Linked DNA regions of Mus musculus: all the other regions are linked to region 3. A link is a loop called in an ENCODE intact Hi-C map of the cell type or tissue named here. Cell type or tissue: left cerebral cortex. All regions are shown on one strand. Each heading gives the region's core, and the rest is flanking DNA. Links, peaks and the distances in the headings are about the cores only.

Region 1 (8,067 bases), core at 1,496-6,495, 160 kb before region 3:
AAAGTAGTTTTGCCACCCCATCTTTTACTGGCTAGCCTAATCTTAATTTTTATAGCCCACATTAAGGTATTTTACCTTTGCATAACCAAGCATAATCATTCGTACCAGGACCACATTTATATGCACTCCGAGGGACTCATCGTGGTAGATTTCATTTACCTGGAGACAAAAGAGATAGTTGCTAGAAGAAAGGCAATGCAAAGGATTTCAAGACACACACAACATTGCCACGCCAGTTGCAAGTCCTCTACTCAGATTGGGCAACTTACATTGTGTTTAAATTTAGTTTAAGCCAATCTCCAAAATGAAGTAATTTATTTTTTGTTTTGGAGCAATCTTTGGATATGTGAATTATTGAGTTTTTGTAAAGTACAGAGAAAAATTAACATAGACATATTAGGAGGAGATTTATTTAACAAATTTGTGTGTGTGTGTGTGTGTGTGTGTGCGCACACACACACATTTGTGTATATGCCTACATATAACACAACACTCACATAAAACAAATTAAAAAAAAAATGACTCCTGATTTTCTGTCCTTCTGTGAGTGGCCACAAGACAACAGAAGAAGACAGACAATATAGCAAGAGTGCCCACATGGCTTGCAAACGTACTATCTTGGCTGAGGGATTTCTGTATCGAAGCTTTGGGGATCTATCTGTGAGTCAGCAAGTAGGTAGCTTTCCCAGCATCCCCCAGGACCGAGCAGCTGGGGCAATGCTTTTTTAGAACTACTGTGGGATAAATACTTTTCAGAATATGCAGTGTTAAGGAGACCGTACAAGTGCTTATCAGAGATGTCAGTTCTGGACTCAACTCTGAAGATCTCAATTGACTCCCATATCATTATTACATTTTGAAAGTTAGGCTAGAATTTCTCAGAAATGACTTTGTATACTTTAATAGTACAGATGTTGGAATCAGAGCAATTTTAGGTTGCAGCTCAACTGTGTTTCATACAGGGAGGACAATGAAGCCTGTAGACTGTCAGTGACAAGCTAAACCACACAGTGCGTTACTGGCAGACAGGAATCTAAAGCACACTGTAATTATATCTTCTGATTAAGCTACTGCAAAGTGAGTGCAAAGAAAGTCTGTCCAACTTGGTGAATGCTAGCAGAAATGACAAAGGCAGGGTTACCTGGCTAGATTCCAGTTCCGAGCTATTCCCCCAGAACAAGGGCTCAAACTTCTAACAGAAACTAGGAGAGAGATGAAAACTAACCACAATTTCGCTTGAGATCCAGGAGGTTTGGATGGCAGGCTTAGCAAATCTAAAAGCTGCAGAGAAGAGTACAAAGCCAGAAAATACAGAACATTTAATCATCATAGAATGAAACTCATGCATCAGGGTACTCTGGCTTGCCATGTTAGACTTGCCACACCTACCAAGAAACAGGCCAAGAAATCTCGAGTTAGATGTTTCAAGATTCTAGCATGACTGCATGGAATAATTTCAACATTTTAGATCTTAAATTGATGGGTAGTATACTATGTATTCAGATTGTACACAGCATTTACAAAGCTACCAAAGATAGATGTGAAAGGTCAGTCTAAGGTAGAAAATACTAAAAAAGGTAAAGCATATTCTAACAGGAAAGGCTTTATGGTACCTTTAAGTGGAAAATGCATATATATACATATATATGCATATATACATATATATGCATTAATTATATATAGTCATTAATTAGAAAGATCTAGCTTGGTAGCTATAGAAGATAAGCTAGATTAAAAAAAAAATACTCTGTGATGAACCCTTGCATTGCCCAGGAGTATAGGCAGGTGACCCATGGCCAGTTTGGCTTACTATAGGCTAACGGAAACCCAAAGTATTGAACTCACTATGTACTGACATATAAGAGAGCTGGTCAACAATACAATGGCATTTAAAGAAAATAACAGAGACCAAAGAGCCCAGAAAATGTGTCCTATACAGAATGACTTGGGAGATACAGTGATTAAAGATAGAAGACATTAAATTTCTCAGATCACATTGCTTCAAAAATCCCTCAATGGCTACCAACTTGAGGATAGCAAGGGACAAAATAAGGTGAGTAGCTGGTGATGCCACTGGGGACCATGATAGGGTCCTAGCTTGCACTGCCACAAGGGGCCACGTCTGTAGCAGCATGGTGCCACCGAAGGCCAGGATGGCATCCCTGGTCTGGGCTGCTGCCCTGGGCACATGTTGATGTCTGAAGGCTGTGCAGAATTGGCCTCAGCCTTCACCTGAGCATCATGGGAGAGCAAGAGAGCAAATGAACCTTCCCTCCCCCAATTCCAGGGGTTTCAGGTGAGCCAGCCCCAAGGATATAAGATATAAGCATTGGAGAGAGGGCCCTACCTTTTGTCCCCCCTGCAGTGGTGTGGATGAGGGAGAGATACCCTCCTCCTGCCTCTCCCCTCACCTCCTGCTACAGGCAGAAGACCTGGCCTTGGGGTCGTGAGAACAGGAGAATTGTCCTTGCCCTTCACCAGCTACAGCGCGCAGCAGACTTGGTCTTGTATCCTGCTTGATCAGCACAGTAGAGCTGACCCTGACAGTGGGGGTGGAGGCAAGCTAGAATGAGAAATGAGAGCATGGGAGAGCTGACCCCCACTTGTCTGCCCTAGTATGGTGACATGGGTGAGGGAGAGATGTCCCCCATTTCACTCCTTGCTATCTATAGCAGGCAGGAGAGCTGGCTCTGGAGACATCAAAGTGGGATAGCTGGCCCTGCCCTTCATCTTGGTAGCTCAGTAGAGCTGCCCCTGGGTGTGGGGGTTGCAGGTGAGCTAGCACTAGGGTTTGATGCCCTCCTCCTCCTCCTCCTCCTCCTCCTCCTCCTCCTCCTCCTCCTCCTCCTCCTCCTCCATTCTCTCATCCCATGACATCTATAGCAGGCAAAAGAGCTAGCTCTCTGGGTCATGAGAATGGGAGAACTGTCCCTGTCCCTCACTGCTCACTGGCAACAACATTCAGGAGAGTGGGCCCTGTACCTCACCTAGGCAGAGGGTAGAGCTGACCCTGGTTTTAGGGGTTGCTGGAGAGCCTGCCCTGAGGGTTTGAAAGTGGGAGAGCCAAAGGGATGACCAGCTCACATACCTCCTCAGGCCCAGATCCAGGGCTTGGAATTGGCCTAACCCATTGATGAACTGCTGGAGAGCACGAAGGAACCAGTCCTACAGAGCCAAAACTACAGGATCTCCATAACACAGGGAAACAACAGGATATCTGAGAGGAGTCCCAGGAGCCAGAGGCCTTGTACTAGACCAGAAAGTCATTGCAATGAACATTTGCAGGCAAGGGAGAATGGAAAAAAAGATACTGTGGGACATACTATGACACAATGAGATTTTTTTTTCTCAGTTGGGGTGGGGTCCTGTGGGGTTGCAGGGGTGGAGAGCAGGTTAGGGGAGGGGAAGATGCAGTTGGATTTCCGTGTATGATGAGAAATTCACAAAGAACCAATAAAAAGTTTTTTAAAAAAATTAATCAAAGGAGGAGCAATATTTTCACAGTAGCAGAAACTAGTCTTCCAATAAGAAAAACCAACAATAGCAGTCTATCCTGGGCAAAGACCTGCATCTTCACCGTGTTGCTTCTCAAAGATCCAGAAAGTTGACTCCTATGTATAACTCACTTTTAATCCATGCTTAGTAACATGTCAGCTCCCCATCTCCTGATGCGCGTCAGTGCTACAGGTACAGTGTTGTCACACCGCGACACACACAGGGCAAGAGCACTAGGAGGAAGAATGAGCCAGGTTCTCTGGGGTCATAGGTTCTGGGTTCTGGTTCCTGCCTTCCCACAGTAAGCTCAGGGACTTTAGAGTGGCTACCTAACCACTCTGGACCTCAAGTTTCTCGGTGAAAACTTGTATCCATAATTGCTCTGCCTGCCTCATAGACAGGTTGCTCAAATCAAGCAGGATGACACACCTCCATCCTCTGCCAAATGCCAAATCCTTTCCAAACCCATCGGCCTGTATATGGGGAGGTTTTGTGAAAACCCATAGCCACGACCCACCTTCTCTCTCTCTCAAAAAAAAAAAGCTTTAATTTGAATTTGTTCCATGTCAATCAAGTGGAAGGTGAAATTCATAATTATCAAGAAAATTACTGGAAAAAAAAGTCATTGCCTTGTAGTTTGTCTCAGAGGTGGTAGAGATCTGTCAGCAGATGGCACTGTGCACCTCTTGATAGGAGAGACGGACCAGTTGTCTGTTCCCTACACCTCCAAAGCACCTACACCCCCAGCTGGCTAGTGGGCCTTCTCCTGTTTACTCACAAATAAAACAGCTCCCACTAAGCTAAACAGAAGTTTCAAAAGAGCATGAGGAGAATCTTATTTTGAATGACTACTTATCTGAATCTTAAAAGCAAAGCAAAAATATTGGCAAATTTTTATTTTGAGTTTGTGTGTAATCCGGTTATAGTAGTCCATAAGAGGCCTAAAGGCCCACCCCTATCAGCTGCCTATGTTTACCATGCAACCAACACAGTATAGAAGGAACTAAGGGTGTGTCAGACTGAATTCCCAACTTCACCCAATCAGAGGGGACTAAAATAATGTTGGTAAAGACGATAGTTTTAAGATGTTGTACTGACAAAGAAAGCATATGTCCCCAAGTAAAAGCAGCACCATCAGGATCCACTTGCAACACTTAACATCGTGTATACCTTTCTAGATGCCAGACATTGTTGTTCATATGTCAGCCTGTACTGAATCAAGTAACCCTTGAGACACTCACAGATATAATCTTTACTTTACAGATGAGGACATTGAAACCCAGAGTTGTTAATTTTCCCAGTGCCACAGTCACAGAGCAAGCTGAGGGCAACATTCGTTTGTTTTGGTTATCTTCTTCCAGATGAATTTTAAAGAAAGGTGAAGATAGATTTATTACAAATAACAATTTCTTTTTTTCATCAAAACAATGGTGCACTAAAAGTACTGGAAAAATCAAGGCCAGAAAAAGGTGAATGAAAAAAATAAGGTGTGGCGTCAAGTCAGTGTTGGGCATAAGAAAAGCACTAAGTGTAGATGTTGCTATAAGCCATGCATTTGACACAAGAAATACTGATCACAATGTCACTCGTAGTGCCAACCTACTGGGCTCTGGATATGTTCAATGAGGAGTTCAGGGTCGAGCCCAGAGTTCTCATTAAATGACCTGAAAGAAAGGGTAAACAGAATATTAATTCAATTTTCAGATGGCCTTGACTTTGATGAAGTTGCCAATGATATAAAGAGGGCAAAAAAGGCAAAAATCCAACCAAGTATCTCTTTCCTTGAAAAAAAAAAAATTCCTTCCAGGTTTGTTCCCGGTCAGAACAATTTCTCCAGGGCATTCCCCTGGCAGGACAGTCTGACCTTTGTCTGACTAGCTGATGAACAGCTCTGTCTGGCTTCAACAAAGAGACACTCATTTTTCTTCCAGGTGAATTGGGTCTTGAGAGGCAGTGTGGTAGAATGATTAGGAACATGGGCCCTGTCACCTACCTGCCTAGCTAGGGTTTTAGCTATGTGACCCTGGGCATGTGATTTCATCATCTTTGCCTCAGTTTCACATTGGTAAAAATGAATTGCCACAGTATTGTATTCACAGTGTTATCGAAGGGAACACATGAGTCTATATGGAAACAGAGATTAAGATGGCACTTGGCATATATATATATGTTAGGCACAATTACTGTCATTTGCTCAGAGAAGCAGATAAATAGTTCAGATATGTGAATTTTTAAAGAGATCTTTGCATGTCAAGACAGCCAGGGTACTTCTGGCCAAACATGAAAAAATTCTGAATTGATCTATGAAGAATTATCATTCTCCACAATTGTGTCTCACGGAGCTAAACATGCCAAACAGTCACACCCACTTTTCCTCTGGGGCGTCCTGATACTCAGAATAGACAGGTGTCCTGTAACCAAGTCTATTTGTCTCTCAACTCCAACCTAACATTACTAGTCGCTATAATGCTATGTAAGACTCTAATTGTTTATAATACTCTCATCAGACTTTGATAAGTGCCCCGATATCCAAGTAGTGGGGAACTAAACAGTAAATAAGTTTGAATTAGCTCTGACCAGACATGTATTCTAATGGGAGAAACACGGGCCTTAAAGCATGGAGAATATAAATGTGAGAAGAAACGAACAGCATTGTGGATGAGGGTCGGTGGTAGACAGCTTGCGTAGAATGCATGAGTCTCTGGGTTTGAGTTCGGGTATTAAAGAAAGAGGGAGAATATAAAAACAGGTGCTGAGCTGGAGAACAGTTGCGGAAGGAGGTAAAGAAAAGGAATCATCCTTCTTCAACCAAAGCCCACACCCAAGAAATCGCTAATCACCTCTAAAACCTGTTACAGCTCCTTATTAGCAAAAAGTTCCCCATGCCTTAGGATAGTACATCCATTTTCCTGAAGTTAGCCTCAGCTTCCTACCCAGTCTCTCCTACCCTGTCTCCCTGCAGTACCCCATCATTTACCACACAGGCAAACCTACAGTGGGTGTACTGGACAGTTTTGTGTCAACTTGACACAAGCTAGAGTCATCACAGAGGAAGGAGCCTCAGTTGAGGAAACACCGTTATGTGATCCAGCTGTAAGGCATTTTATTAATTAGTGATCGATAGGAGGAGGGCCCAGTCCATGGTGGGTGGCGACATCCCTGGGCTGGTGATCCTGGGTTTTATAAGAAAGCAGGCTGTGCAAGTCATATGAAACAGGCCAGTAAGCAACACCACTCCATGGCCTGTGTCAGCTCCTGCCATGGCATTCCAGCCCTGCTTGAGTTCCCATCCTGACTTCCTCCAGTGACAGACTAAGCTCAATAAACTCTTTCCTCCCCAAGTTGGTTTTGGGTCATGGGGGGTTTTGTTGCGACAATAGAAATACTAACTAAAACAGTGGTTATCAAAACACAATGAGCTTGCACTTGCAGTACCTTATTAGTACAGTTGGTCCCCCCCCCCACCACCACCACCTTTCAATACCCAATGTATTCTTTGGTATCCAGCTCATATAGCACATCCCTTCTGAATACTTTATAGACCACTGGTATTAGTGGCCAAACCTCAACTTCCTCCTTCTGAGTTCATATTTACATAATGTCTGTGATGGATCTTCCGAATGAAAAAAAAATACTATCGCATTTTATTAGCATTATTTGATTTGACCTGGTACAATTAGCAAGATATGTGAGGGAGCTAGATTTTATTAGTTTTTGTTGTTGTTGTTTCCTAGGGATTTAACAGGATTGTGGTCTCAAGAGAGACTACAAATGCTGGATAAATAAATACTAGCACACAGTTGTGAATTTCAACAGAAAAATACCTGGATTTTAGATACTGACCCAAAATGAAAACTGTTGCATGACCCACTAAGGCTGCCTGAACATGTATCTCCAGGTAAATCTGCCTTACAGTGATGATGAGTGATTCCATAGACATTACCTAAGAGCCAGAAGTTGTCATTAAGCACATCAATAACATCCATGTGCTAAAACTCAGTCACTGTGCTTGGTAAGAGCCAGGTTATGGAGGGAGAATAAGATTAATTGTGTTTTTATTTATATGTACACGGCAGGCAGCTGTCAACATTCCACATATGAAGCTTAAAAACATACTGTTAAGTGTAATCAAGGAACAAACAAGCTATCAGAAAACTATTCTCAAAAAAATTAAAGCACGGTGTACCAAGGAGGAATTAGTTTGCAAGAGACTCAAAGGACCTGTTAACTGATCCTGGTCTTGATAAATGAAATGACTCTAGAAAGGACCAAACTATAGATGAATAGAAAAGGATGTTACTTTATACGCTAGAACAAAAAGGGATGGGAAAGGGTGGTAACCATTACCACCCCAACCACACACTGGATTGCAGGAGCCAATGTATCAACAGCAACACCAACAAAACCTTCCTGTCTCTACCGTGAGGAGGTTGCATTAGCAAGCCTGTCATGTCATTCCAAACCGAAAAGCCCGGGGGTTTTAGTTTTTCTTATGAACTACAAGCATCTTGAGGACACAGGTTATTGTATTGGTGTTTCAATGATGAACGCTTACATTTATGAATAACATTA
Region 2 (8,067 bases), core at 1,569-6,568, 64 kb after region 3:
AAAATTCAAAAATCTCTGAAGAAAACTCTAGAAAACAGAAAGATATACCATGTTCATGGATCAGTAGAATGACTGTTGCCAAAAACAACCATTCTACCAGAAAGCAATTTACAAAGTCAGTGTGACCTCATTCTGAACACCCTCCACATTCCACAGAGAAATAAAAACAAAATCTAAAGTTTATATGAACCAGAAAAGACTCCAGAGAGCCAAAGCTATCCTTAGGACAAAGAAGGCTGGAGAAATTAACATCCCAGATTTCAAGATATATTATAGACCTATGGTAATTAAAAATCAATAACATATTTTGGCACAAAAACAGATATATAGAACAATGGAATAAATAAAAGACTTAAACTTAAGTATACACACACATACACACACACATACTTATGCCTCTTGGGATGGCAACAGTCTCCACAAGGGCTGTAGACTGTCTAACAAAAATCACAGTACTAAATATAAGGAACCTCCATTCAAGTTGTTGTTTAGGGTAGTCCAACTGACTTCCAAAACCATAAAGGCTATTGTTGCTGCCTTTGGTTGTCTCTCAAGTGTTGACGATAAGTCCATATTGCTGAAGACATCACACACCTAGAACAAAGGACTCAGATGATTCAAAGTAGACCTAACCTGATAGCTTCATTGATGTGGCCCATCTTCCATAGTACTAGAAAGTAATATTCAAGTTGCCAAGGGAGGGATGCAATCAATAGTCCTGTTACATCCATCTATGATGCCTATGAACCAAAATAATGACCACCATGACAAAAGACCGACCCCTAAGGTACAATTCCTATTTTGGTGGTAACCAACAGCTTTCTAATTGGATGTATGACACACTCAACAGAAAGGAAACCATGCCTGGTACTAAAACCTAGCCAGCTACCTGTTACAAGTGAAGTTATCGATCTTAGAACAAAAACTACTATTGCCAATTTAGTACTTGAGCATAATTCCTAACTATATTCCAAAATGTATCCTTATACTCACAAATAAGTATAGCTCTCATGCCTTATCAAAGAAGCATTTCTGTGTAACAATGGGAATTATAAAAGTAACTTTTATTTGCCAGATATAATTGTCATCTTGGAGGCTTACTGCTGAATAAACTAACCTTTTCTAGCTCTTTCTGAACTCTGGCTGGCTGGTTCAACTCAGCTGTTCTGGCCCAAACTCCTCTCTGGATAAAAAAAAATCTCAGAAAGTTCTCCAGTTTGCAGAACTTACCCATCACAGCCATGCAAAGCAATGGGCCACCTCCAGAAAACTTACTTGCATGCCTTTAGTCTTTCCTAGATGGCTCCTGACAACAGACACACCCTTAGTACATACCTCCTCTCCAAGCTGACTGATTCATACTGACTTCACTTGTTTTCTGACTGAATTGCTATGTTTGGCCTCAAACTATCTCTGGCAATCTGTTCTGATTTTCTGATTCATTCTTATTCTCTGGCTCGTTCTGTCTTCACCTGCAACCTGTCTCTGTAAAACTGTCCCAGTAAAACTGCTTTCTCTCTCTCTCTCTCTCTCTCTCTCTCTCTCTCTCTCTCTCTCTCTCTCTCTCTCTCTCTCACACACACACACATATATATATATATATATATTTCCCAAATTTATACAAATAATTTCCAGCAATCTGAAAAGCTGCAAACAGGGCTCTGTAAACCTACATATGTCACAGGCTGATTGCACTAGGATAAGAAAGCAGGCTTGGAACAGACTTCTGACCAAGAAAAATCATTCTTTCTAGGCCGGGTCCAAGGATGAAGCCACAGGTGTGCACTCTGATAAAGGAGGTCGTGTGAAACTGTTGCTTTGAACTTATAATGAGTTTACAGAATGAAACACTGCTTTGAACTTATATCAACATCCTCTGTAACTACTCTTTTGTGTAACATTTTTTTCTATGAAGTAATTTTCTAAAAATCTTTTGTCTTATAAGGTATAAGAAGGCCAGAGAGAAGAAATAAAGTGTGGCTTAAGGGGTTCTGTCCCCCATTTGGTATGCATGAACACTTGTGGAGTTGATGAGACAGGTAGTTGGGCCCAACCAGGATTGTATGTATCTGTGTGTGTCTATGTGTGTGCTTGAATTCTCCCTTTCTTCATTTCACAACAGGATATCTAAGAGGAGTTCCAGTGAGGTTTCAGGATTAAGTAGCAGAAGCCAGAGGCCTCATACCAGACCAACAAGTAATTGCATTGGACATTTGCAAGCAAAATGTGGGCAAGACGGTATACTGTGGGACACACTGTGGCACACTACAGCTTCCACAATGAGAATTTTTTTTCTCTGTTGTGAGGGACATTATAAAGGTGGAAGGTGGGTATGAGGGAAGGGGAAATTAGTGGGGTTGGGGTACATGATGTGAAATTCACAAAAAAAGGGTTTTTTTTTAAGTTTTTAGAAAAGATACAAAATATGTACAACATCAAATAGACAGAACCATAACTCTTAAAATCATATAATAGTGAAAATTCTCATGTACAGAGCAAAGAAATGATTTTCTAAGTAGTATGAGAAAGAACAATTCATGTACAAAAGCAGACTCATCAGAATAACAGCACAGTTTTCAGTGATGACCATGAAAGCCAGAAGGGATTAGATCCATTTTCTACAAGTTATAAAGGAACAAAGATTCCAGCTCAGACTACTATACCCAGAAAAACTATCAGTCATAATCAAAGGAGAAAGAAAAGTTTCCCATGTTAAGAACATTTTAAAGAATTTATGATCACTAAGCCAGATTGACGGAAGACTCAAGAAAGAACATTTAGTTGTAAAGAAAAGGTAAGCAGCAGTGGCCAGCACTGCTGGGGTACAGGGACTATCCATGTGCCACTGCCATAGTACATGGTTATGAGTGACAGGGCATGGCAAAGTGGGAAGTCTCTACCCAGGAAAGGAAGAGCTAAGGTGTAGCTCAGCAGGAGGATGTGTGCCTAGCAAGCATTAGATCTTGGATGTGATCTCCACCTTTGAAAAAATGAAAAGAAGGGAGTTCTAGTGTGTGTGTGTTCATATTCACAGCCTTGAGAAAAGTCAAGAATTCTAAGAGTTCTATTAAAGCATATTTTTGTGTTCAAAATATTTTTTAGTGAAAGTGGATTAACCTAAGCCTTCAATATGTGTGAAGTTCATATCTGTGAATGTTTATGTGTCTTTGAGCTCTTTCACATTTGCTCAACCAACCTAAAAATAACACAGAATAAAGTAGATGCCTGTACTACTCCAATGTTTAAGAGAACTAAGTCTTATGGTTTCCTTTGCCAATAGCATCTTCACATCAGACTTGTATTAACACTGGTGAAGGAATTAGGATTTTCTGTTCCACTCCCCTTTTTGTCTCTAGCAGATAGCTAACACTGTCAGACCTCTTTTGTCAGGTGACTTTGCCTGCTGGCAGGGGCAGCGTTGGAAAGTGGTGGCTGCCTGCACCTCGGTAGGCTGAGCTAAGATACTAGGAATGTGCATGAGAAGTGGCAGTGTGCTGAGCCAGTCCTGGAATTGGAGTCAACTTGTCTTCAGAAAGCAGAAAGCACGTTTGCTTCCAAATTCATGAGATTTTTCACATTTAGCTTCCAACGTCTCATTACAGTGACTCCTTCTGGCAAGCAAACTGCTGAACAGTAAGCAACTCACCAACCTCAGGAGACTAAGAAAAGCATGAAAAGGTGCTCTGGCTTAGCAAAAGTGCAATGGTTTGTTTTTCATCATCTACCAGAGAGTTAGAAATAGATGAAAAGTTCTCGCTCATGCTTCAGAAGCATGCGAAGAATAATACAACTACATTTCTATTATACTGTTTCCAGTGTTTGAGAATTTCAACCTCTTTTTCCTTTCCAACGTGCAAATACAGCTTTCTAGATCTATGTGCTGTCTAAATCTCATTAGACTGCCTCCTCTTTAACATGTATTATGCTCTCTGAAAACTTAGCCTTCCAGGGTAGTGATTAGATGGAATTGAGCTGTGGGTTTCCTGGCATCTCTGTTCAAAATAGTCCTGTTACTTTGGGACGTGTTATTGGGAAAGATTATATCCCTTTTGTAGGAATCTTTAAGACCTTTCTGGCATTTGCTGCAACTCTGAAGATAAGTGCTAGTCTGGATGTTCCTGCCTTCCTCCTCTGTATCCCTCCCTCAGTCTGGTCACCTCTTTCCTTCCCTATTTCCCCCTTTCTCTTGCATTTCTCCTCTTCCCTCCTTCTTCCTTCTTTTCTCCCTTCCCTTCCATTCTTTTCTCATCTCTCCTCCTTCTCCTCCTGTCTCCCCCCCCCCATTTTCTCTGTATTCTTGTATTTCTTTTTCAAGCACTCATTATATACCCATTATTTGCAAGGTATTATGTGAGGTGCTGGAAATGTACAGATGAATAAGTCATAATCCCACAATGTCAGCCATGATGGCCATTATCATAATTATGTACAGCATAATAATGACATAATAGAAGAACAGCTAATATAAAGACTACAGAAGCTTGAGAGCCCGTGAAGCATGCTCCAGAGAGACTTCATTAGAACTCTGATTCTCTTTGTCTGATTTCCAAGAGGATCAGTTAACCCCAAACTTCCTGGGAATTCTCTCCAAGATTAATTGGTCCCCAGGGCTAGATGAGAAATCAATAGCTGTAATGTCTCTAAAATTCTCTTACAGGTTTTTAACAACCAAATCTCTCCATTCTCTTTCTCACATTACCTCACACATTCCAAGGCATTTGATCTCAACCCAGAGGCCACTGCCACACACCCCCACCCCTTTATTCATTCTGTGCCTCACAGCAGGCCTGAGGAGGAGGAAGACAGAAAACTTTTCAGTGTGAACATCAAGCTGTCAGCCTGCTTCTGCTATCCCTCTGACCCGCTAATCCCTACCACAGCACACTTACCACCAAATGCCAGGGAGGGAGAGAAAGCATAGCACATAAGAGGCTTCTCTAATTAAAAGTAAAACTCCTTAGCGCACACAATTTCCACACAATACGAAGGACACTGTGGGGCCACTGCCCCGAAAGACCTCACAGCCAGGTTCCAGCACAGGGAAGCAATGAGTGCCCATAGTGACGACTGCGCATTAAGCACATGGTCCATATCAGGCCCACCCTATGCACTTCTGTTCATTCTGCAGATATTCACCTCTACCTGCAATGTCCCATATGTACACACGATGACTCCAATCATTTTCCAGTTAAGAAGACAGAAGCACTGGACAACTACAGGTGTCGGAAGTAGAAAGCCATCTCAAGTAGCAGTAATTTGTCTTCAGATTCCATGGCTTTTTAATTTTTACTAATCTTCTCTTATACAATACATTCAGGCCCCAGCTTCCCCTCCCTCCACTACTCCCAGCCACATATCCGCCCCCACCAATTCCCTCTCCCTCAGATTCCCTCTTCTTGCTTATCTCCCCTAGAAAAGATCAGGCCTCCTAGGGACATCAACTGAACATGGCAGAGTCTGTGTGCTTAGACCCTGGGCAGAACTATTGGCCAGTTGAGTGTGATGTCATATGCTTACTGTGTGTAGTTGTATTAGCAAGTTGAAGAGCAAATTTCCCTTCTAATACTAGAAGGCTCCAGTTCTAGAACCAGCCCTCACTTGTTCTGGCTAAGGAATACTCTTTTATGTTGGCTACTTAGTGGTGGCGATGCCATTGCATGCCCATCAGCACGAGATGTGGCAATGCCTCCCCCCATACTTTGCATCTTATTGCCATGTGGCAAGCTTACTTGTTCCTGGGTAACCCTAAGCCTCTGAAAGATGATTTTGCAGCTTCTAATTTTGGCTTCTCAATTTAATATTCACTTTACTACAGCAGCCTCCCGTGGTACCTACAGAGTCTGAAGTGGCCCCTGCATTGGCCCTTTTAGATTTTTTTTCCTTTGGGAAGGAAAATTTTGTAGGAGTCATTAGAAATATATGTAGGACATCTTTGAAAAAAAATTTAATAATACACTGTTCTTTTACGCACATACAAAAAGAAGAGACTGAATACTCCTAGGAATCAGTTGCATGCCGGGTACAATGCAATTCCCCAAAGTTAAGCCAAAATCTGTTAGCATTTTTTGAGGAAAAAAAAAAAAGCATGCTAAAATGCTAACTGACAGTGTTTCTGGTATTCCAATGTTCTTTGGTGACTAAGTTTGGGTCGTGTGGGAGTTAGTGTTGACAGAGACACTTGATAATTCTGTGCCTAGCCCAGTGATCTGAGAGTTACCCTTTGCTGCAGATACCAGGTTTGGTACAGCTCCCACCACAGATGTGGCTGTACAGTCTGTGAGGTAGCCTCCTTCTGGAAGTCAGCTTTTCCAGTAATATAGTAATTGGTTAAGTATGCATTGTGGTGCATTTAATAACGGAGTGCCTTGGTTTTCAGAACAAATGGCACCCACATGCTTGCTATTAACCTGAATTGAATGTAATGTGTGCCAGGTGCCAAAAACCAATGGGAGTCCAGGTGATTCTCCCCCATATTGGAAATGCTATCTGGCCTTTGATGAGATAACCAGGAAAATTACACACACACACACACACACACACACACACACACACACACACACACACACACACACACACACAAATCAGCAGGCAAGCAGTTTGAAGTTCAGTGGCAACTTAGGAGGTGGTCTCTATTGGACTTCCCTTTCCTTACACAGGCAGAGCTGACTGCCATGTTCCAAAGCAGAGGCCCAGCACACTGTTCTTAAAGGCAGCTAATCACAGACCCAATGCTGGTAAAACGGGGGTAAATTAGTTACATGTGTGGTGGAAAGGTTTTAGACTCCACAAATAATCCAGGAAATAACTAACACTTTCTATTATAATCACGTGGAAAGGTTGTACACTGTAAAAGCTGCCAACACAGAAAATGCGCTGGGCGTCCTCTGTCTTCATATGCATTTCTCCAAGTATGGCTGTCAGAGCATTCCTATCCTGTCAGGGTTTCAGCACAGCATCAGAGAAATCATCTGAACAAATGTTTTAGGAGAGTCAGAGGCAAGAGGTGATTTTTTTTTCCACTGTCTAAAAGAAAGAGAATTTTTATGTTCACATGAATACATTTGCACAGAATAACCAGCCCTTTGATGTAAGACAAGCACAATGAAATAAATAAAAATACCAATTCCCTTGAGAATGCACGCTTGGTGGGTGTTTCACCTAGCCTTCTCACATAAGCCACATTGACGGGTTTTGATGAAGATCTCCAGTTTCAGTGTTTTTCAAATGTATTTAAATTCTCTAATGAAGTAAAACACATGATAAACCCTCCTAGTCACCATGGTTACAGTCTTTCCCAAATACTATGATAAGCACAATGTGATATTATTTGTAGCTCTTTCTTTTAAAAGTTGCTCCAAAACATTTCATTTAACTTCAACATAAGTAAATACCTATTGTCTAACACCATGTATACTTTGTTGATTTGCAGAAATATTCAGGTTAGGTAATTACAGTAATGAATACAACTGGCATGACCTAAAACATTCAAGATTACAATTCAAAGTGGGTTCCCTAGTACAGCATAAAGTACAAGACATCAGTACTCAGAAACCTATAGGGCACATACTCTACAAAGGCCACAAGAAGTGCTTATTAATCCACTAAATTCATTAAGTGAAAGCCAATTGAGTAAATAAATTTTGGGCTGGAGACATAGTTTAGCAGTTGAGAGTATGTAGTGCTCTTTTAAAGGACCCAAGTTCTACTCCCAATACCTATATCAGGTGATACTCGACAGACTACAGCTCCAGGCTATTTGGTACCCTGTTCTGGCCTCTACCAGTTCCTGCATGCATATATACATACATACATACATACATACATACATACATACATACATACTACATACACATAAATAACTATGTGAATCTTTTAATTGCATTAACTGCTTCCATTTTTTCTGAACATTTTGTCCACATGTGTAAATTTTTTTATTAAGCAAAGGAAAATCAGATAGGTAGTTACTATTTAATTACTATGCCTGGGAAGAGCTACCTCCAGACTTGGCCCAGTAATTTCATAACACAGACACCCTGGAGGAAGTGATGCACTTACCCTGTGGGTTTC
Region 3 (8,067 bases), core at 1,273-6,272:
AACAAAAGCAAGTCTACTAAAGCAGTTTTTCTTCATACAAACACCTATTATCACACCAGTTATTCCAACTAGATCGCATACCAACTATGCTTTGCATGTACAGGTTAACCATTCCTTATCCAAAATGCTTAGAACTGTAAGATTTATGCTTTCAGACTTTGGAATTGGATCTAAAAGACTGCAATTAAAGGAACAGTGCATAAAAAAATAATGTCTGAGCTGTCTGTCAATCGTTGGGGCTTTGGGAGATTATCAGAGTTCCAGAGAACATAGAAACTGTCAAGAAGATCACCACAGTGCACACATGTAACATATATGTAATAAGAATAAAAGAATGACAGCTTTCAGGGAGAAGCACCCGTGTAGTTTAGGAATAACTTGAGTAAGTTGAGAAATCAAAGTTGATCTCTATTCCATTACAGGATTCCGAAGGAGAAGCCCCACCACTGATAGCAATCCTCTCTCCAAAAGAATGAGTTCCCTGGAAGTTATCCCTGTACACAGTCCAAGCGATAGAACCAAATTCTTCATCTCTGAACCACTCAGAACTTTACCAGGCCATTTGGAACCGTCCCTAATGGATTTCCAAGGCAGTCTGAGTTGGCTTCTCACAAGCAAAGAATGTTTAAAGCTCGTCATCCTGAGGCAGGGGTGACCTTGAGGGTTTTCTTAACATTTCTGAGCACTAAAGGACGATTTGAGACAGTAACAAGAGAGCCACAGAAGCAAAGGCAAGAAAATTTTCAGCTCCACGGCAACAGCAATCTTCACTTACAAGGGAGAATAGGCAAATCTGGCAGAGATTGCAAGCAGATAGTAGGGAAAACCTAAGCAGACCTTCCAAAGCTACACATAGGATTCAACTGGCCATAGACTTCTTAAGCATGGGTGGAAAAGCAAGCGAAATGAACAAGCCAAGGTCCCCGTGCTCTGCGGTATAAATGTAGTCACAGGATGCCTCAATAGCACTGAATGATTAACTGGTGACCATTGTCATATTCACCATTTTCTTGGGGACTCACTAAACCTGAAGAAAGGCACTGAACAAAAGCATTTATTTAAAGAAATCCAGAAGATAGATCTCTATGTAATAATGCCCTGCCTGAGACAACTAGTCACTGAGTAACACATCTCTGGGGTACCAAGTGTGGCTTTATGTACCAAGACACAGCCATCTTAAAGCTAGAGTCTTTGCCTAAAGCAATGACAGGGCCTCCATATGCCAAGTCAACCATTCGCCAAATGACTCCCACTAAACTCTGAAAATGATGTATAAAGACAGGTATAGATACATCCCAATGGTGACTAATTATTTCTTATTTAAACTAAGTGTCTGAGTGGACAGAGATACCACTTTCTAAAGGATGGAATGCAATGGATTTTACAACTGAAGACTAGAAATAGAGTGGAGAAAAATAAACATGGTCCCGTCCCAACAAGAGTTGCTGAGGAAAAACAGTTTAACCCTGTACCATGATCCTTTCTCAAGCGACATTCAAGAGAATTGCAAAGGGATGGTTTCAAAACAAAGAGATTGGGGATTCTTTTTTTCAGATTTTCCAATTTCCACAGGACTCTAATTGTTCCCTAACCCTCGTGTGTCACGGAGCCTCCTAACCCAATTAAGGCAGCCATGCAGATGCCCACAATGACTCCCTCGCATCCCACGAAGACCATGTGCTGAGTCAGACGAGAAAGAGCTCCACAACAAATGCCAGAGACATGCCAATGAACTCATGAGTCACACATGACCATAACTCCACAAATATACTTCAACATTCACAGGTTGGGCAAAGCAGTAGGTAGTTTCTCTATTAACAAAGAGGTCCCAAAAGAGATCAGAGTTCAAAATCTATTTCCCTATTTTTCTCTAGAGTGAGCCAAACCTCCTCTCATACCAAGAATGTGTTTTCCCCACTGGTTAAGAGAGAAGCCATATCAACTGTGAGACACTACACAGGTGAGAAACCTAATGTCTTCTAACCTGCCATTGCCTCCACTACAAACTGCCTTCTCTCTACCTAAATAGAATCCTTCTCCGACTCTAGTGGGCTAAGACATGTCATATAGATATTTTTAAAATTGGCATCCTGGGCCATATGCTACAGTATCATATTGTGTGATTTTGTTTGCTAAAAAGAAGAAATGCCAGACAAAATTAATCTAACGCTGTTATAAAATCAGGAGTGTGGCTATGTTTACTGAGGGCTAAGAATCGGGAAGGTGGCGGGAGGGAGGCCACAGGGGTGTTGGCTATATTCTGCTTATTTGTTGTTGTTGTTGTTGTTTCCTAGGTGATTTTATTTTATTTTTTACTTTTTTATTAGATATTTTCTTTATTTACATCTCAAATGCTATCCCAAAAGTTCCCTATACCTTCCCCCCTCCCTGGTCCCCTACCCACCCACTCCCATTTCTTGGCCCTTGAATTCCCTTGTACTGGGGCATATAAAGTTTGCAAGACCAAGGGGCCTCTCTTCCCAGTGATGGCCAACTAAGCTATCTTCTGCTACATATGCAGCTAGAGACACGAGCTCTGGGGGTACTGGTTAGTTCATATTGTTGTTCCGCCTATAGGGTTGCAGACCCCTTCAGCTCCTTGGGTACTTTCTCTAGCTCCTCCATTGGGGGGGCCCTGTGTTCCATCCAATAGCTGACTGTGAGCATCCACTTCTGTTTTTGCCAGGCACTGGCATAGCCTCACAAGAGACAGCTATATCAGGGTCCTTTCAGCAAAATCTTGCTGGCATATGCAATAGTGTCTGTGTTTGGTGGTTGATTATGGGATGGATCCCTGCGCTTATTGATCCACATGCATTAGTATGTACCTTAGGAGAAGCATCAAGCTGCAGGGTGAATCCACACATTATCCTGCAAGCAGATGAAACTTTAAATCATTTCAAATTTAGCTTCTCCACAGTTTGCGGTTTATCACTAAATTATGTTTATCTCTTCCTGAAACATACTCAGAAGCCATTCAGAGCTACGGAATTTCTCTAGCCGATCTGTAATGTAATAGATATAAATAATAAATACATACATAAATTTTACAGACTGGACTAGTCTTTCCTAATGTTTCATCAATCAAACAGCATCTCCAGGCTTTTGCGTACAACCAACCCCCTTTCAAACGAATGGCCATTGAGAGAAGTCGGTACATACATACAAGTGTATTTTCCCAAATCTCCAAGTCTCTTTTGAAACGGAGACAGAAAAGAATCCAACGCTATGGATAAGGATTTCTGAAATGCAGCATTTTTAACACTCTTATAATTTTAACATTGACTATAAATGATGGCTATACTTTGTTAGCACAAGACTCCAGGGTCAAAATCTTTATGTTGTTGCTGCTGCTGCTGCTGTTTCTTTCATTAAACTAGAATATGGTAAATAAAATGTCAGTAACAAAGAGAACCCGCACAGAACAGGAACGGGGAGACAAACACTATAAATCTCCAGAAATACAACCTAGGAGCCGCCAAAAGCACCCCTGCCAGGCTGCTGATTTGTCTCCTCTGAGCCAAAGTTGAAGCACACCTGCACTAGTTTCTTTCCTGCAGAAAGAACTACTCAAGTAATTGATACCAGCCAAGAGTCTGGACCAAAGTCGATGCTGGGCCTCTTACATGAGAGAATCCTGATTCTCGCTGATAAATCTCATCAGGGCAACACGTCTTATTGTGTGACTCAAATGTGTTGGAAGAACGGATCGTCTTAAAACGTCTTTTTCATCACACACTGAAAATGGAGCGTCTGGTGAAATCAGTAATTAAAACTAAGACTGTTCTTTTTCCTGTCTGCTTGGGGTTTTTCTTTTTTAAATTCCTTTAAAAAGATAGACAGATGGCTGAGCGCAGTCAATCACCACAAAACTAATCTCTCTTCTTAGGCAGTTCACAGTGCATTCTCAGCCACCATTCTCCCTTCTGTTCTGCTCTTGCCACTTAAACTCCAAAAGTGGGGAGGGGAGAGACTCCACAACAGGAAAGCCCTGAGTAAGGAGATGGTCACACACGTGTGATGCGTGCTGCGCATATAAGTGGTTCACAGCTCCGTGGTGTTAGAACAGTGAAATGGACTCAGGAGACAATGCACAATTTTGAATTTTGATCCTTCTCAGAATAGCACTAAGAGAACTAACCCTCTTCCCACACCGAGCAGCAGTATCCAGGTGCAGCAGCTATGGGCAACACCATTAATCAACAGCCATGACCACTAGCTGTACCTCTAACCTCTAACCTCTAACCAGGCTATTACGTCCCCTGAGCTGGGTGTATTAAATGCATTTGTTGACTCAGAATATTTCCAATTCATGTTGAGTCTATGAAACATAATCTCACTCTAAGTCAAAGGGCATTTGTATACGGCTCGGACCTGGATATTGGTTTTGCCCACTAGTTAACACATGTGGACCTCACTGTGCACTGCAGCAGGCAGCTGTAGCTGTAACAAAGTTTCTCAAATTTCCCGTTCTTCATCTCTGTAGCAGACACACCTACCTACACTTTCCTGAGACTGTGAGAATCAGATGATACAATGCACTGCAAGCAACTAACACTACACCTGGCATTTAGTAAGTGGTCAGTAACTTGTAACAAAGTTTGCAGTAGTAGAGATAGCTATTCTCTCTCTCTCTCTCTCTCTCTCTCTCTCTCTCTCTCTCTCTCTCTCTCTCTCTCTCTCTCTCTCTTTTTAAATTGACTTTACAGCCTAGTGTGGTAGCATGTACCTCAATCCCAGCATTTGGATAAGAAGTTTGAGGGCCTCCTTGCCCACTTACCGAGTTCTAAGCCAGCCTGAACTTTTTCATACTATCACTTCAAAACTGCAAAGTTCATAGTGAGGAACCCAAAACTAAGATTATCGTTTAAAGTAATTTAAATATGAACGTGTAGTGGTTTGAGCGAGAACGCCCTCCCCACCCCCACCCCCCAGGCTCATCTACTTCAATACTCTCTGTTCCTAGTCAGTGGAACTGCTTGGGAAGGATTGGGAGATAGGCTTTCTTGAAGGAGGGGTGTCACCAGGCTGGGCTTTTGTTTCAAAAGACTCATGACATTCCAAGTTAGTCTGTCTCTTCCTTGTGGTTGTGTTTCAGGATGTGAGCTCTCGGCTAGTGCTCCAGCATCTATCTGCCTGCCTGCCTCCCTGCCTGCCGGCCTGCCTGCCTGCCTGCCTGCCGGCCTGCCTGCCTGCCTGCCGGCCTGCCTGCCTGCCTGCCTGCCTGCCTGCCTGCCTGCCACCATCTTCTGATTTTGATGATATTGGACTCTAACCCTCTGAAACTATAAGCCCCAAATAAAACTCGTTCTTCTATAAGTTGCCTTGATCATCATGTCTCTTCACAGCAAATGAGAAGTATCTAAAACAGTGATTAAGAGCATGGGGTGCTCTTTCAGGGTACCCAAGTTCATCTCCCAGTACCCAGTGAATGAATGGTACAGTGGTGGATAACAACCATCTGTAACTCCAGTTCCAGGGGATCTGACACCTCCTGGGGTCACACACATAAACAGACATAGGCAGGCAGAATGTGCCATGCACATAAAATGATGTTTAATATATGTATATAAGAATATTGATTATACCCTGGCTTTCCAATGTGGCATTCAAAACACACACAATATATTAGGAAAAACTTCAAGAAGTGATTGCTGTCTTTGGAGTAACCCTGTTACAAATCACTTACTCTGAACTTTCCTTACCAGTAAAATGGGAGTAATTAATAGCCCCCCACACACAGCACCAGGTGCGAAAGGCCTTAATAGCATCTTTACATATTCAAAAATAATTATTTTCAAGCACATGGAATTAAGAAAAAAAAAAAGTTCCCCCAAGAGCATAGACAAAGGAAACTTAAGGAAAAACAAACGAACAACAAAAACAAATGTGAATTTTCTCTTCATCTTTTTCCCTTTATCCTAGCATCCTGACAACCGTCTTCAGTTATAACTAAATTTGTTTCTCCTTATGTTACACAAGTTGAGGGTCTAACTTTATACATCTCTGGTGTTCCGACCCCACTGTAACTCTCCCAGGGCATAGCAGCAGCTTGCACCCAGTCAGTAATAAATTGATGCTCCAGAAGTGGAAGGCTATTGATGCCACTATAACTTAGCCCGAGGAACATACGACCCACCCACGGAAAGCAGAAGAGTAGAAATGATTCCAAGACTATCCATTATTTTAACCACTCATTAGAAAACTTTCAGAAACAGTTCTTTTGCTTGGCCTTAACTTTGTTCTCAGCTCACAGCTAGGATAAGAGTGACATTTGAGAAGGAGGCTTACCTATTTGCACCATTTCGTCAGTACCAGCCTGGAAAGGAGGGGTGGGGAGCAAGAAAAAGAAACGGTTACTGGGTTTCATCTTATCTCGCTGCTTGGTTATTTCTACCATCAGTGCTTTGGGGGGACTGGCTAATCAGGAGACCCAGAGACTGGAATTGCTGCCTGAAGCCTGACCCCCGGTTGTTCCTAGAAGGCTCTTGTGACAGGAACATGAGCCAATTCTATGACTATGTGAGAGAGGGACTTGTTGGCCAGCTTTAATTTTAGTATCTGTGAAGAGAGTAAAATAGTGACCCTCAATGGCCTCTTTGGAAAACTCCAATACTAAGTCACACGAATCAGGAAGGGGGGGGGGGGGCTGGGGGCGTAGTCTACATTTCACCAGGTGAGAAGTGGCCTGAATCCTAAGAATCAACTAGAGAAATGCCCCAGTCTTAAAGTCCCGTGGTCAGACCAAGCAAACCAGAGAGGCTACAAAAACTCACAGAAAAAGCATGCACTGAGAGCCCACCGCTCCAGTGTGGGTGTGATTTATTACAAAAGGCTCCCCAGCCTGAGCCTCCTTCAAGGGCCCTTCTGAGAACGTCAGCTTCACCTTGAGTCTCCACAGGGTGGGGGCAGGGCCGAAAGGCACCAGAGCTGCACTCAATTTAGCTTTAAAAAGAGGAGGAGTTCTGCAGAGGGGGAGGGGAAGAGGCGGCAGACGCCTCCAGCTCTGGCTGCCCGCGGAAAAGGCGAGGGCAGGAAACGTCCCAGGCCCTCCCCAACTGTCAAACTGCAGCCCAGCCCCAGTCCTCCCAGGACACGTGTCTGCTGGGTAGCTCCGGGTCCTGCCTGGCGACTTCTTGAAACCTCTTATCCCTGGCCGCCCGCAGGAGCAGGGAGTCAGGAAGAGGGAGAGCCTGTGGGCTCCGGGATCCACAACCCTAACTTCGCCAGAGCGCCCGAAACGCCCTCGCGAAAGGGGGGGACAGCCTGATAGCCCCGCTAGGATGAGATCTGACTGCAGTCTCACACCTGGTTCGCTCCTGGTCGCCGCGGGCTAGGGGATCCCCAAGTGTGATGAACCTAGGCTCCCGGGGGATGGCTGTCCAACCTCCGGTGCAGTGAGCCCCCCAGGCCCCAGCCCCGCGCAGCGCCCAGCCCTCCACGCGCCGCCTCGGAACGCAGAAGATGCCCCAGAAGGGTGGCAGGAGGGGAGGAAGGGAGAGTGAAAGGGACGGAGGGGAGGAACTCTGTCGGGAAAAGGTTGGGTTTGAGTTTTTTTTATTATTATTTTCCACTTACTTGTCCATCAGCTGATGTCCTAACCTCTACCAGAGAGGCTGCTATCAACCAAAGTGACAGGAACACCATCACGAGTCGAGTGTACTTCGCAACTACTGGGCAAAGCAGCTACCCCAGCGCAAAGCACCCCAAAATAAGTTTCCTTTAAAAGCGCAAAGAAAATGGAAGGAGTGGGGGGCGTGCAGAGCTTTTAAAAAATTATCTTGGGCTTTGCTCAATGAAAAGGCAACGTGAGCTGTGCGCCTGGCCCCGTGCCCTGTCGGTCCTTTCCACTTCACCTTCTCACCCTGTCCTCCCAAGCCGACAGTGAGGGAGCCAGAGGTGCTGCGAGCCGGGCAGAGGCTGACCCGAGCGGGGGAAGGGACCGGGGCGTCCCACTCTCTACCCCGGAGCTGCTTTTGCGAGGCTCTCGGAGCACCGTGGGCCGCCTAGGCTAAGCACGGAGACGGCTCGGGTCCCGGGAGCGCAGCGGCGGGGAGAAGTGGGAGC
Region 4 (8,067 bases), core at 1,547-6,546, 180 kb before region 3:
GCATTTAAGTATAGAACTATTTGGAAGACACGGTAAAAGAAAAGGATTTCTGCATTAATCTTTTAAACTTAGAATTGGATTTTTATTAGAATAATATTTAAATTAAAATGTAATACACAAACATGTATTGAAGGATCCTAAAGATAGTTATTTTATCGTAGTGGGATCAATGCCTCTCTTGAACACCAAATGAGCTTAATGGGAATGCTGGGGGATGCTGGGGGATGCTGGGGGATGCTGGGGGATGCTGGGGGATGCTAGGAGGTATTGGGGGATGCTATGGGATGCTCTGGAATGCTAGGGGATGCTGGGAGGTGTTAGAGGATGCTGAGGGATGCTGGGAGGTGTTGGAGGATGCTGAGGGATGCTGGGGGATGCCAGGGGATGCAGGGGATGTTATGAGGTGGAGGATGCTGGGGATGCTGCAGGATGCTGGGGATGCTACAGGATACTGGGGATGCTGGGGGGTGTTGGATGATGCTGCAGGATATTGGGGATGTTGGGGGGGGTGTTGGATGATGTTGCAGGATGCTGGAGGATACTGTGGAGGCAGTGGTTTGAACTCACCACACATTCTCCTCGCACACATATGCTGTATGGATCTTTGTAAGAGCATCGCGTTCCGTCGTGCACCAGTTGTTTCATGTAAGCAACATCCCCAGTCTCTTTGGACTGACAGTAAAGATGGCATCTTTTCTTGGCTGCATAAGAGGCAGGCTTAAATTAATATTTTTTTTATAAAATAGGATGTTTGACCAGCATAGTTTACTTTAAGATACAACATTTCAATATGGGTTCCTGAAAAGCAAATGTAACACTGGGTGAATGCAATAGGGAGAGGATGAAAAGTATAGATACGCCACCATGCATCTTTGTATCAATGTGAATGATGGATTATTTTATGTCATCTAAAGTAGACCATTGTTGGGGTAATAAGGGATATTCTTGGTAGGGATGTCAGTCAGATATAGACTGAGACTATCCCAGGCAGGTTATACTGACAAACCCTGATGTCACCTACATTAGCTTTTTAGTAAGCTTTGAATCAAAGCCAATTTCACTTTATTAACATTCAAAACATTGACTGCCTTAGTTTTTGGTCTCACCCTATCACTCAGCTGATATCTGTGCCTTTTGTAGCATCTGCATAATTGATAAATTACATTGACCCAGTTCACTAAAGTAAATTAGAAAATAATGCATTTATTCTAAAGTGTTCAACTTTGACCTATCCATGCTTGCATTACCTTTAAAAGAGCACTCAGTTGAATTCAGTGGTATATACACACTGATCAGCCACACAGAGATAAGAGAAGAGATTTCACTTTGAGCCCATCTAACCCAGAATTTAATAGGAAGAAGTCAAGCATTAGAAGAAAATTTCCAGGAGTATTTTTAATAACTAGCTTAGACAAGGCTATGAAGTCTTTAATACATGGGCACCTCATTTTTCCCTTACTGTTTTCATCCTAACTTGGCTATAAATGAACTCTTTCCCCTGGGCTGTGGTTATTTCTTAGTTGAGGATTTCAGTCGAATCAGGTGATCCAATGTCATTTCCCATGGGGGTGGTGACAGGGCTATTTGCCAGATATCATGTCTGTCACAATACCTATCTCTCAGGAGAAAGGCACTCTTCAGCCTGATTCTTGGGAACCTGGAATGCCTGGCCTCTCTAAGTACCCGACTTCTTATGTTACCACATAGGCGGGACCCAAGAGTGCAAGGGCTTGGTGTCAGCAAGGCTTAAACACTAAGTGACCATCCACACAGCAGGCAAAAGAATGATATGCACTCACAGTCGGGATGTTCATGCGGCAGCCAGTGGTGTTTGGTATTCTGGTAGTCAAAGTGTGAGTTACGCTGTTGGCACTGCTGGGCCCTGAAGTCCTCAAAGTGCTTTTGGCATTCTTCTGTATTACAAAGCTGGTACTCAAAATTAACACCAGGGCAGTCCTGCCCACCATTGATGGGCCTAGAGAAAAGACAACATTTCAAAGGCTGCCTGGCATCAGCCCAGCAGCTCAGGCCCACAGAAGCAGTGCTGCTGGGCAGAGAGCCAAGTGTCTGCGCTGCCAGCACAAGCTGAATGGTGCTGTCCTTCCAATGTCTAGGGTCTCTCCGAATGGACCCTTCTCCCTGTGCTGAGAAGTAAAACCTGCGCCCCAACACAACCTGACTTAGGTTTCAAATGTTTTGTTTTATTCATGACAGATGAAAAGCATGCACGTGAACTCAAGAAGATGATATTTCCAACCGTGTATAAAACATGCAGGTGCAACCCAAAGAAACCCTAAGCCTATAATCCCGTGTCTCTGCTTCCTTCTATGTCAAACGCAAAATGGGATAATTTTCCCACCAAGGAAATGGTTTTCGATGGGATGGCATTTTGAAAGCATTCAGAATAGACCATGGCTTGTGGTGAACGTGTAACGCTTTCTGACGTGCTTTTTGGATCTTGTTACTTCTATGGCTGCCTGTGAAGACAGTGTATCGCCATCAGTAGTCTTTATACAAGTCATGCGCAGAGCCATCTTTCTGCCAGCACAGAGAACGGGCTGCTCGAAGGTTAAACCTCGGCCTGACAAGTTAGCATATCAAAGCTGGATAATTCCATCACTTTTTCTAGGCTTGCAGGAATTTTGTCTGGCTGAGTGAATGGATGACTTTTCTTCCCAGAGTTCCTGCCTGAATGCCCTTCTCCCCATCTTTCTGTGCTTCTACACTGAAGCAGCTGACCTGACCTTCTAGAACTCAGCTGATGTTGTTGGTACTTCTGTCCAATGCCTCTCTGCGTCTTCGTGAACATGTCACAGCTTACAGGGCACACACCACCTACTCTCTCTGGTCAATTTCCTAATAGTTCCATATGTCAGTTCTCAAAAAACAAACAAACAAAAACAAAAAAAAAAAAACCTCTTCTTTTGCATGTCTCTTGCTCGTCACTGCCTACTCTCCACCACTTTGGTGGTGAGCAGTACTTTCCATAGCCTCTGTTTTTCCAAATGAGATGAAAGAAGAGAAAACACTATGACAACAATGAATCACTGTCTGGTGTATAAGAAAGCAACAGGAATTGCAGGGTCACACTCACGTGGGATTATTGCATTGGCGTGTTCTAAAACGAACACCGGTTCCACATGTCCTAGAACAGGAGCCAAATTTGGTCCACGACCCCCAGTTGCCATCTTGCTTTTGCTGGTTAGCATTCTTCCACATGCAGTGTCCTTTATAGCACCACTTAGGGAAACGAGAGAAGGTAATTATGAGTCATTAAACACGTTATTCAGGAAACACTTATGAAAAGGTCTTCAATCCTTACTCTCCCTCCAGATAAATATGGATTTAAGATACCCATAGGCATTTGCTGCACAAAGGTATCCTATCAAAGGAAAACTTAGATCCATCATTTTAAAACTAAAGTTAAAAAGCCACATTTGGAGCTGGTGAAGAGCGCTTGCTGCTCTCCAGCAGAGGGCCTTGGGTCCTGTTCTCATTATCCACATTGGGTGGCTCACAACCATCTGTAATTTTAAGTCCAGGGGATCAGATGCCCTTTTCTGGTCTCTGTGGGCACCAGACAGATACAGGGCATGCACTCACATGCATATATATGTTATATTCAGGCACATTCTTAGACATCACTAAAAATAAAGCTTTTTATATATATATAAAAGTAAGATAACATTTACTTGGATAAGTTTTGAAATGGTACGTCACAAATGAGTGTCCAGCCCGCCCAGCAGATATTATTCTGGCTTCACTTCTCATTGCTTCTATCAGCAGGGGCTTAAATGCTAATATGCCCCATTTAAAACAATGACATGCAAATATGCCTCAACTTAAAAAAATAAGTTGGTTAAAACTATCCTCTGCTTTCAAAGCACCTTTGGCTTCATAGAATATTAAGTTATGAATCTGAGAAATGGATGGATTAGATTATGTTATTTACATTTTAGATAAGTAAAATCAAGATATTAAAAAAATCATGAATTGTTTAGAGGCCACCAGAGTGTATGAAGAAAGAGGGGTTAACATAGCTACAATGCTACTCATGAGAGTCCTTGATAATGCCCAGCGCTGCACTGGCAGATACATACTCAGAGGGAATAGATTGTTTTCTTTGCAAAAATTTCAAATGCCTTTTTGTACTTTACGGGCAAAAAAGTTAAAAAAAAAAAAAACAAAACCTTGTACTAGGACATAATTATATAGAGAGGAGATAGATATTAAATTGATTATAACATAACTTTTTTTATAAGCCAGAAGCTCTTATTTTTAGTTGAAGGCATATTTATTAACTCTTCCCAAAGGAAGACAATATATATATATATATATTTGCCACAGTGTCTGACAGAATGCAAGTGCTTGTAATAGCAGATTTTTATTAGTATGCATACTTCATATAAGAACCATACATGTATGTTTGAAATCAACCTTTTAAAAAGGTAAAAGTTGCATTCATCTTTTCTGTCACTACTTGGTCCTATCTACAATCTATTATTTCTAGACTAGTCAAGGCTCTTTGACTTGCATTCTTAGCATGCCTTTGTTTTGGGCTCTCTGCCCTTAAGAGAAGCACACCTTGGCATCCAGCCAGCTTCTAAGCATTCAGTCTCAACTACACACTCTGAGATTTAAAACCTTTGGGCATCCTTCCCCGAGGAGTGAGGCCAAATCTTCTGTATAAATTCACATGCCTTTTATTTCTGGGCAGCTTTCACAAGGGAGGCCATGCCAGCAAGTAAATCAGACCCCAGTAGCAGGGGCCAGAGATCTGCTGTCCCTACTACCTTTCCTCTTTGGCCACAGAGAGTCAAATGGACTGGTCCCCCCAGGCCCAAAAGCATCTAATGTCTGGGCCTGTGAAAGTGACCTTATTCACTAAAAGATTCTTTGTAAACATGATTCAGTTAAAGATTTTACGTTCAATAAAATGATCCTGAGATATCTAGGTAGGCTCAAGCCATCACGAAAAGATTCAGAAAGGGACAGAGGGAATATACACCCACTGTCAAAGGTCAGAAGGGTGGGTCACGATGTGGGAGGAAGGTAGCCAGAAACCAGGAGAGGAGAGGAACCAATGGCCACACAGTCTTGGAGGGAACACGTCTACATGCAGACTTCACCTCTGTGTAACTGATTCTTGTCCTCAAGAGCTATTTCAGAACAAACTCCTAGGGTTTTGAACCATCAGCTTGTGGTAGCAGCCATGGAGGCTAGAACACCATCTTAGTGACTTACCATAAGGAGCCCATGGGTACAACAGCAGAATGATAGGCCAGCAGCGATCATCATCTGCTAGACTTTCCCCCACAGCTCTCACTGGAGCTTAACCAGCAGACACTCACCTTGCCAGCAGCACACTCAGTCCCGTCGAGTGGGGGCCCCTTCTTGGTCTTACAGAAGTATGGGTTATCAGGGTGGCTGCACCATAGCTGTTTACATGGGTCAAAGGTTCGGAACTGGAAGAAAAAGAAGCAAACGATGGGTGACCTTTCAGACAGCGGGATGTTTGCCAACTGTATTTTATACATGCTTTCTTCATGTCATAGTATTTGGTATGTGTGTGTGTGTGGGGGGGGGGAGCTGTTTTAATTTCAAGCTGATAGCCAAAGGGGTAACATGTCAAGAAATAAGCACTGGCCTTAGGGCTCCAGGTCTGAATGCTCTGTTCTGAAGCAGCAATGACAAGTATAAGATGCCCATATTGTGCTACGAACATTAATTACATCATCCCATTTCATCCCCACATAAACTGTAAGAGACAAATACTATCGTGACCCATAGTTCATATGCAAGGAAACTAAGCCAGAGATGTCACCAATTGTACTTGAGTTCCTGGACTTAGTGTAAGACCTGACATACTCTGTCTGCCATCCATTACCATAGTGTCTAACTAGTGAAAAGTAGAAACGTAAACTAAAAGCACACAAAACAGCTTCATTTTATAGCCTAGGCTGGTCCTGCATACAGTAAACAAATGAGTGAAGCCTGGCTTCAAACTGATCTTCCTCCTGCCTCAGTCTTGCAAGTGCTGTGATTCCAGGCATGCACCCACACACTTCTCACAGTATTATTCCATTTGAGTTTCTTCTAATATACCATGGTAATCATTTTCTTTAGCCACAAACATGTAGAATACTGGCCATCATGCCACAGAGAAGCTCAACGTCATCTCTGAAGGTAAGACAAGCTGGGGGGTGGGGGGGGGGGTGAGCAGAGCACAATTGTCTTAAGCTGGAGAGCCTTGGTTGATGTGCAGCTAGCTAGTCTTACCAGGTGTGAGTAAGTGGCCTGAGAAGTTCTGCAATCTTGGCTTTTTCATCCTAAAGACAAAAGCCTTGAAATCTTTCTGCCACGTCTGCATTATGTGTATAAACACACACAAACACACACACACACACACACACACACACACACACACGTTCACATACACATATATAAACACTAATGTATGTATCTGTAACAACAGCTATAATTTTAAAAGCTATGAATTCAAAAAAAAAGCAAGGAGAGGTATTTGGGAGGAGGCAATGGTGGAATGATATTGCAATCTTGAAAAGAACAAAAGAAATAACTATAAACCAAAACACTTTGATCTTTCCATCTCCTTTTTTTTTAATCTCTCATGAGGATTAATTCAGGCTATGTACCCAAAGTGTCTACTTTAGCTCCATCAACATAGCAAATGCAAGATAACCTTAGATATTTTCACACTTGTCCCAGTGAGTTTGCAAAGCCCACCCAACAGGAATGACACAGACAAATTTCAAGATAAGATGTCTAAGTTAACAGTGGGTCACATACCGCAGTACACATCTTGTAGCCAACGCCAAAGTCAAAACGGCATTGCTCATCCATGGAGTAATTAATTCCGGGAAGTTCTGGGAGTTTGGGCCAGTCGTGTTCAAAGGGGTCATCAAGGAGGCAGTCATAGGAACTGTGGGAGGAGGACAGTAAGTGCATTTAAATTCTCAGGGTTGATATCAGAGTTTAAAGGGAGTGGACTCTCGGCTCAACTTCTCTGGGGTTTGTTCAGCACATAGGGCAGGTTCCCAGAAACATGGATTTTAAGGATTTGGGTTTTATTTCACTCACCTCTCATCTCTGCTAATGTTGGGAAAAGGAACCACCCCCCCCCCCGGGATATAGTGGTGCTGCGGCGGCGTTACCCATGTCACCAAGTGACCCTATATGAAGTGTGGCATAGGACTGTGAGGTATAAACAGGGTTAAATGCAGGAACCATATAAACACCCTGTCTCCATCCTCAGGACAAATCTCACCACCAGTCACAAGGAATCTACCCCACCCCAAGGAAGCCCCATGCCAGATAAAACGACTCAAGTTCTAGCCTCATGGCTTAACCCATTGTATGACGCTGGAGAATCTTTTGGGTCAACACCTCTAAGGTCATATGTGTAGCCTATGCAGCAGGGCATGACATGCAATGAGGCACATACTGGATGTATCGTTTCAGTTCCTGACCGCTGCATCTGGACCAGTGATAACGATGGAAGGCAGCTTGCACTAGTGGCGCCATGACACTGCCCATGGCAGTCTCATCGCCACACCGATTGCCTTGCCCGTCATGCTCCATGCCCAACCTAGAACGCAAAGGAGACTTCATGGGTAAGAATCACAGATCCATGGCTTGGATTTCCCTGTCTCACAACACAATCTGGGAAAGACCTATTTTTTTCAACTCAACATGGCTTCCTTGGAGATGCCATGGATTCTGATATTGAGAGCTGTCTAATGAAATGCATTTCTTATTCTGTAGCCATCAGTGGCACAGCACAGGTAGGCTCAGCCAAACAGAGTTACTCATTGAGTTTCAGTGCATGACCCTTCCCTGTGTTAAGCTCCTCACACTTGGCAAAGCATGAGAACGCATACTAGCATTCGCTTTTGCTCAAAGTGAAGAACAATGGTAGAAAAGCTGTCAGCAGTGACTTACACATGGCCAGTTTCATGGGCTACTACAAAAGCAGATGAAAAACCATCTTCATGATTCAGGGTGCAACTTCTCACTGGGTGACACATGCCAGTGACAGGAGCATAT

What was found. A loop is a pair of places that touch in the nucleus more often than their neighbours do. Peaks named below come from ENCODE experiments on the same cell type or tissue, not always from the same donor. Only the 100,000 strongest peaks of a DNase experiment are listed, where the experiment ranks them.
Region 1: it touches region 3 in a loop (2.6-fold over the local background); 2 of 42 quality-filtered maps call a loop at or near these places.
Region 2: it touches region 3 in a loop (2.0-fold over the local background); 2 of 42 quality-filtered maps call a loop at or near these places.
Region 4: a loop joins it to region 3, with 3 times the contacts of the local background. A loop is called at or near these places in 2 of 42 quality-filtered maps.

Annotation. Positions count from the first base shown.
Region 1 is chr5:89,710,582-89,718,648 of GRCm38, forward strand. It overlaps Adamts3 (a disintegrin-like and metallopeptidase (reprolysin type) with thrombospondin type 1 motif, 3), which reads right to left. Exons shown (of 22, transcript NM_001081401.2): 6 at 76-159. Among named protein-coding and RNA genes, the nearest start is that of Gm7056, 98 kb to the left of the region's middle. In left cerebral cortex, for the core only: a CTCF peak has its summit at 4,154 (motif pointing right); a DNase peak (open chromatin) is centred at 4,191.
Region 2 is chr5:89,938,892-89,946,958 of GRCm38, forward strand. No RefSeq gene overlaps it. Among named protein-coding and RNA genes, the nearest start is that of Adamts3, 60 kb to the left of the region's middle. In left cerebral cortex, for the core only: no CTCF peak of the experiment used is centred there; DNase peaks (open chromatin) are centred at 3,601, 3,920 and 6,184.
Region 3 is chr5:89,875,244-89,883,310 of GRCm38, forward strand. It overlaps Adamts3 (a disintegrin-like and metallopeptidase (reprolysin type) with thrombospondin type 1 motif, 3), which reads right to left. Exons shown (of 22, transcript NM_001081401.2): 1 at 7,579-8,067; 2 at 6,292-6,319. The coding sequence starts at 7,647. Among named protein-coding and RNA genes, the nearest start is that of Adamts3, 4.1 kb to the right of the region's middle. In left cerebral cortex, for the core only: no CTCF peak of the experiment used is centred there; DNase peaks (open chromatin) are centred at 1,671, 3,700, 3,920 and 4,322; H3K4me3 peaks cover 90 bases.
Region 4 is chr5:89,699,840-89,707,906 of GRCm38, forward strand. Adamts3 (a disintegrin-like and metallopeptidase (reprolysin type) with thrombospondin type 1 motif, 3) reads right to left here. Exons shown (of 22, transcript NM_001081401.2): 8 at 7,963-8,067; 9 at 7,466-7,609; 10 at 6,811-6,943; 11 at 5,352-5,465; 12 at 3,095-3,240; 13 at 1,800-1,975; 14 at 568-701. Among named protein-coding and RNA genes, the nearest start is that of Gm7056, 87 kb to the left of the region's middle. In left cerebral cortex, for the core only: a CTCF peak has its summit at 3,479 (motif pointing right); DNase peaks (open chromatin) are centred at 1,979, 3,152 and 4,649.